Linked DNA regions of Mus musculus: region 2 is linked to region 1. Evidence: chromatin loops called from intact Hi-C (ENCODE). Cell type or tissue: heart. All regions are shown on one strand.

Region 1 (2,500 bases):
TTGCCGTCTTTCACGTGGATCCCTCTCTTCTTGTCTTTCTTAAATACTGTAGGTAGACACTTCGGCGGCAAATGGTTCCTCAGAAGGTCTCATGTGGCTGCGGCTGGTCCAATCAGCCCGAGATAAGGAAGAACAGAATCTCGAAGCTTATATAAAAAATGGACAGCTGTTCTACCGCTCTCTCCGCAGGATTGCCAAAGATGAAGAGTTACTAGTTTGGTACGGGAAAGAACTGACTGAATTGCTCTTGCTCTGCCCGTCTAGAGCTCACAAAATGAACGGTAGGTTGGCTCGGGTGCCTGGGCTCACCTTGCACATCATAGGGTGGACGAAGCTTCTGAGGTGTTGTCCCGAATGGAACTAGGACAGAAGGGGAAGGAAAAGTTGGGGAGCGTTTGACTTAGTAAATGCACAAATCAAGAAAGTAAGTTGCACCAAATAGGATAGTGTATTCATTTTTTTGGGCACTCAGCCCAGAAAGATAAAGTGGATTTGTTATGGGGAGGATGGCTAAGTGGCCTAGGGGCGATGCTAACTAACCATGTGGGGTGTGTGTGTGTGTGTGTGTGTGTGTGTGTGTGTGTGTGTGTGTGTGTGTGTTTGCTCACTAAGCAGGGTCGTCTCCTTACACATGCCTGGAATGCAGCCAACGTTTCCAGTTTGAGTTCCCCTATGTGGCACATCTGCGATTCCGCTGCCCCAAGAGACTTCACAGCACTGATGCGAATCCCCAAGACGAGCAAGGGGGCGGCTTGGGCACTAAGGACCACGGCGGCGGCGGCGGTGGTAAAGAGCAACAGCAGCAGCAACAGCAGCAGCAACAGGAGGCGCCGTTGATCCCGGGCCCCAAGTTCTGCAAAGCCGGCCCCATACACCACTACCCCGCGTCATCCCCGGAGGCGAGCAACCCGCCGGGCTCCGCGGGTGCCGGCAGCGCCAAGCCGTCCACGGACTTCCACAACTTGGCTCGGGAACTGGAAAACTCCCGGGGAAGCAGCAGTTGCGTAGCGGCCCCGGGCGTCGGCAGTGGCGGCAGCGGCCACCAGGAGGCGGAGCTGAGTCCCGACGGCGTCGCCACCGGCGGCTGCAAAGGCAAGAGGCGGTTCCCAGAGGAGGCGGCGGCGGAGGGCGGCGGCGCGGGGCTGGCGGGCGGCCGTGCGCGCTTCTCCGAGAGGCCGCTGGCGACCTCCAAGGAGGAGTTGGTGTGCACGCCGCAGCAGTACCGCGCCGCCGGCAGCTACTTCGGCCTGGAGGAGAACGGCCGGCTCTTCGCGCCGCCCAGCCCGGAGACTGGCGAGGCGAAGCGCAGCGCCTTCGTGGAGGTGAAGAAGGCGGGCCGCGCGGTGGGCTTGCAGGAGGAGGCGGCGGCGACAGACGGCGCAGGGGGCACGGCCGAGGACCCCGACGCGGGAGGCGGTGTCGCCGGCGGCGGCAGCAACGGCTCGTCCACCCCCGCGGCGGGGTCGCCTGGGGCCCCCGAGAAGTTGCTGGCTCCGCGTCCCGGAGGCTCTCTGCCCGGACGGCTGGAGGGCGGGAGCCCCGCGCGCGGCAGCGCCTTCACCTCGGTGTCGCAGCTGGGCGGCGGTGGCGGCGCGGGGACCGCGGGGACTGCGGGGGGCTCGGGGGGCGGCCAAACGGCCGCATCGGACGAGCGGAAGAGCGCCTTCTCGCAGCCCGCGCGCTCCTTCTCGCAGCTGTCCCCGTTGGTCCTCGGCCAGAAGCTGGGCGCTCTCGAGCCGTGTCACCCGGGAGACGGCGTGGGTCCCACCAGACTCTACCCGGCCGCCGCCGATCCGCTGGCTGTGAAGCTGCAGGGGGCAGCGGACCTGAACGGAGCCTGCGGGCCCCTGGCGAGCGGCGGTGGCGGTGGCTTGCCCAAGCAGAGCCCCTTCCTCTACGCCACCGCCTTCTGGCCCAAGAGCTCGGCTGCGGCGGCAGCGGCGGCGGCGGCCGCCGCCGGGCCCCTGCAGCTGCAACTGCCCTCCGCGCTCACCCTGCTGCCGCCCTCCTTCACTTCGCTGTGTCTGCCCGCGCAGAACTGGTGCGCCAAATGCAACGCCTCCTTCCGCATGACCTCCGACCTGGTGTACCATATGCGGTCTCACCACAAAAAGGAGTATGCCATGGAGCCCCTGGTGAAGCGGCGGCGGGAGGAGAAACTCAAGTGCCCCATTTGCAACGAGTCCTTCAGGGAGCGTCACCACCTGTCCCGGCACATGACCTCGCATAATTAATTGTTGCGTAAAAGACTCCGGCTTTCCACGCGTGTGCACGCACAGTCAAGCCACCTGCAGGAGCAGACACGCGAGGATGACATCCACCACTACCTTATGCCCCCAAACACTGCAACCAAACACGTGCACACACAGGTCCCTCCCCTCGCCAGGAGCCTCATCATCCAAATGTTTAATTTCACACACACACACACACACACACACACACACACACACACACACGCACGCACGAACGCACACACGGACGCACGCACACGATGCACAGG
Region 2 (2,500 bases), 860 kb before region 1:
GAAACAAGGAGTCCTTAGCAAACCACTTTCTCCAGGGTGTACAAACCAAACCTTGCTGGCAAATTAATTGCATTTAATGTGTTCCATTCTAAAGAAATTGGAGATTTGCAATAGATGTATTTTGAAGATAGAATTGCCTATCTTTACTGCAATTCTTCTGCCACAGAATTATTTGTCTTACTCATTTTATTCTACACATATATGATCAAGAGACTTGTTTGAAAGGGCAAAAAAAGGCATCGATGAGCACACATTGATAGGATGAATGAACCTCCCCACATTACTCACCACTCAGAAGTAAGCTGCTCTAACTGAAAAGAGATATGGCTTACTAGGAATATATGCATCTGGGAATTAAGAGTTAGAATGTAGGAGTTCTCAAAATAACACATAGGAACCCATCTCAGGAGTCCTGTTTCCTGTCACTGGATCAGTCAGTTCTGCTCTCCTGTGGATCTCAGACACCAAGGCAGATGACACAAGAGCCTATGGCTCCCTCAGTGTATACAGCAATGACCCCACCTGGCCCCTGTGGAGTTCTTATGTCACTAGGAGGAAAATATGCAAAAGAAAAGAAAGAAGCTGAGGATCTGGTTGACATGACTGCCTGGTGATGAAAGAGAAGCCAGCAGTGAGGCTCGGGTGGATTCTCCAAGATGCCTCTTAATACTTTCCTGCCTAATAGATAAATCATCAGAAAAACTGCAGCTATGGCAACAGCAACAAGGGCAGCCTGACTGAAGACAAGATCTTTTGGAAATGAGAATTTGGATTACTCTACCAGGTGAAGAATCAACTAGCAGAGATCCTGGCTATCAGCCAGGCAAATAAACCAGTGATATCAGAAACAGGAAGTCATCTATGTATATAGTGACCAAATGAAGAAGCAAGAGCCATCATGTATATTCCAACTATTCAGTTTGAAGCCTTGCCATATAGCAACCATTCATTATTTTCCTTCATTTTTACCTCTACCTGTTGGTACTCATTGGTGGCAGTTACCCTCATAACTTAGCCTTTTGGTATTCTATGGAATTGTGACAGGATTTGAAGAACAGTTAGCATAGCCTGCAGCAAATTCATGACTTCAGGAATGCAATCTGCTTTGGGAATGGGGTAAGAATTTTGATACTTTCAAGTAGGATAGCTATGTATTTTTTTTTTTTTTGGAAGTATATGTTTAAAGTCATTCTTATTATGGTAGGAAAGATCATATGTGTGAGAAGGGTTAATATGGAAACATTTTGGCTCCTCTGCTCTTAATCCATGTGTTATTACACACTGTGTACTGGGGGAGACAGGGCCCTCAACACTTCCTTTGCAGTTGACATAATGTTTTTCTGTATCAGTAGGGGTCACTATAGGAACATTGAGGATAACGAGGGCTTTTCTTCACAGTTCCAATGTGCTTCCAGATGCTTCTCCTCAGTGCTGATGAAGGGTTGCCAATAGCACATATGGAAGACATCTAATGGTACATGCATCCATTGGGCTCCAGTGGCAATCCTGGGAATGGCTTCCTGTCAAGTATTACTGGCACTCCTGTGAGCAGATCCCTAAGATGTTTTGTAATCACTATATCTTTACAGTTGTGGCCTCATCCCTTAAGGAGAATTTTTCTTGCTTTTAATGTTTTACTATTTAATTCTGTGCATTTTAAGAGACTTTTAGTTATTTTAGTTTTTTAACACTCATTTCTTTTGAAATAATAACATAATTATATTTCTTCTTTTCTCTTTCCTCACTCCACCCCCTTTGCTTGCTCTCAAATTCATGGCCTCTTTTTCTTTAATTATTGTTATGCAGACACAGTCTCTCTCTCTCTCTCTCTCTCTCTCTCTCTCTCTCTCTCTCTCTCTCTCTCTCTCTCTCTCTCTCTCTCTCTCTCTCTCTCCTAAATACATAAACACACCCTTTTCAGTACATAAAATGTTATCCGTAGGCATATGATCTCAGATAACCGAACCAGGGCTCTTCCCTGTGGAAGACCATGTCTCCACTCTCAGTTTTCCCCAGGTGTCTACGGTTTGACATTGTTGCCTAAACAAGCCTCAAACAGTGATGACACGCTAACATGGAAGGGGGAAAAACTCAAAGGGACCCAACCCCAGGAATTTCTTTTTATTCCTCTCCACTGTGGCCACCTATCTGCTGGTCTCAGACCACTGGCACCATGGAATGGTATTCCAGTTTGGACTGCAAAGTCTTTTACCAGTTTTAGCTCTGTACTCTGGAGGAGTTTTTGATTATGCAATAACCTTCCATTAGTTTGGCCTGGGGAAGCCATTAGATCTCTTTGCTCGACAATAAGTTCTATTCCTTTCTCTAGTGAAGTCTGAATCCCAGACTCAGAGAGAGGACCTCTACCCAACTGTATTTCTTTACTGAGTATTCTTTCTCCACCTAGTATTACATATGCTCCTTAGTGAGCCATAGTTTGTTCTGTCTGTAATCCTTAAATCATACTTTCCCTGCACTAATTATTGTATTTTTCCATTTC

Evidence for each region. Hi-C counts contacts between places; a loop is a spot of excess contacts. Peaks named below come from ENCODE experiments on the same cell type or tissue, not always from the same donor. Only the 100,000 strongest peaks of a DNase experiment are listed, where the experiment ranks them.
Region 2: a loop joins it to region 1, with 2.3 times the contacts of the local background. A loop is called at or near these places in 2 of 42 quality-filtered maps.

What each region holds. Positions count from the first base shown.
Region 1 is chr5:98,184,409-98,186,908 of GRCm38, forward strand. Prdm8 (PR domain containing 8) reads left to right here. Exons shown (of 4, transcript NM_029947.2): 3 at 53-281; 4 at 616-2,500. The coding sequence ends at 2,234. A730035I17Rik (RIKEN cDNA A730035I17 gene) reads right to left here and starts at 1,576. Exons shown (of 3, transcript NR_153823.1): 1 at 636-1,576; 2 at 310-360. In heart, a CTCF peak has its summit at 1,029 (motif pointing right); DNase peaks (open chromatin) are centred at 943 and 1,713; H3K4me3 peaks cover 1,978 bases; H3K27ac peaks cover 682 bases; H3K27me3 peaks cover 2,500 bases.
Region 2 is chr5:97,328,857-97,331,356 of GRCm38, forward strand. The region is part of intron 1 of Gm33969 (a long non-coding RNA gene); the gene reads left to right. Among named protein-coding and RNA genes, the nearest start is that of Gm33969, 4.2 kb to the left of the region's middle. In heart, a CTCF peak has its summit at 1,364 (motif pointing right); no DNase peak of the experiment used is centred here.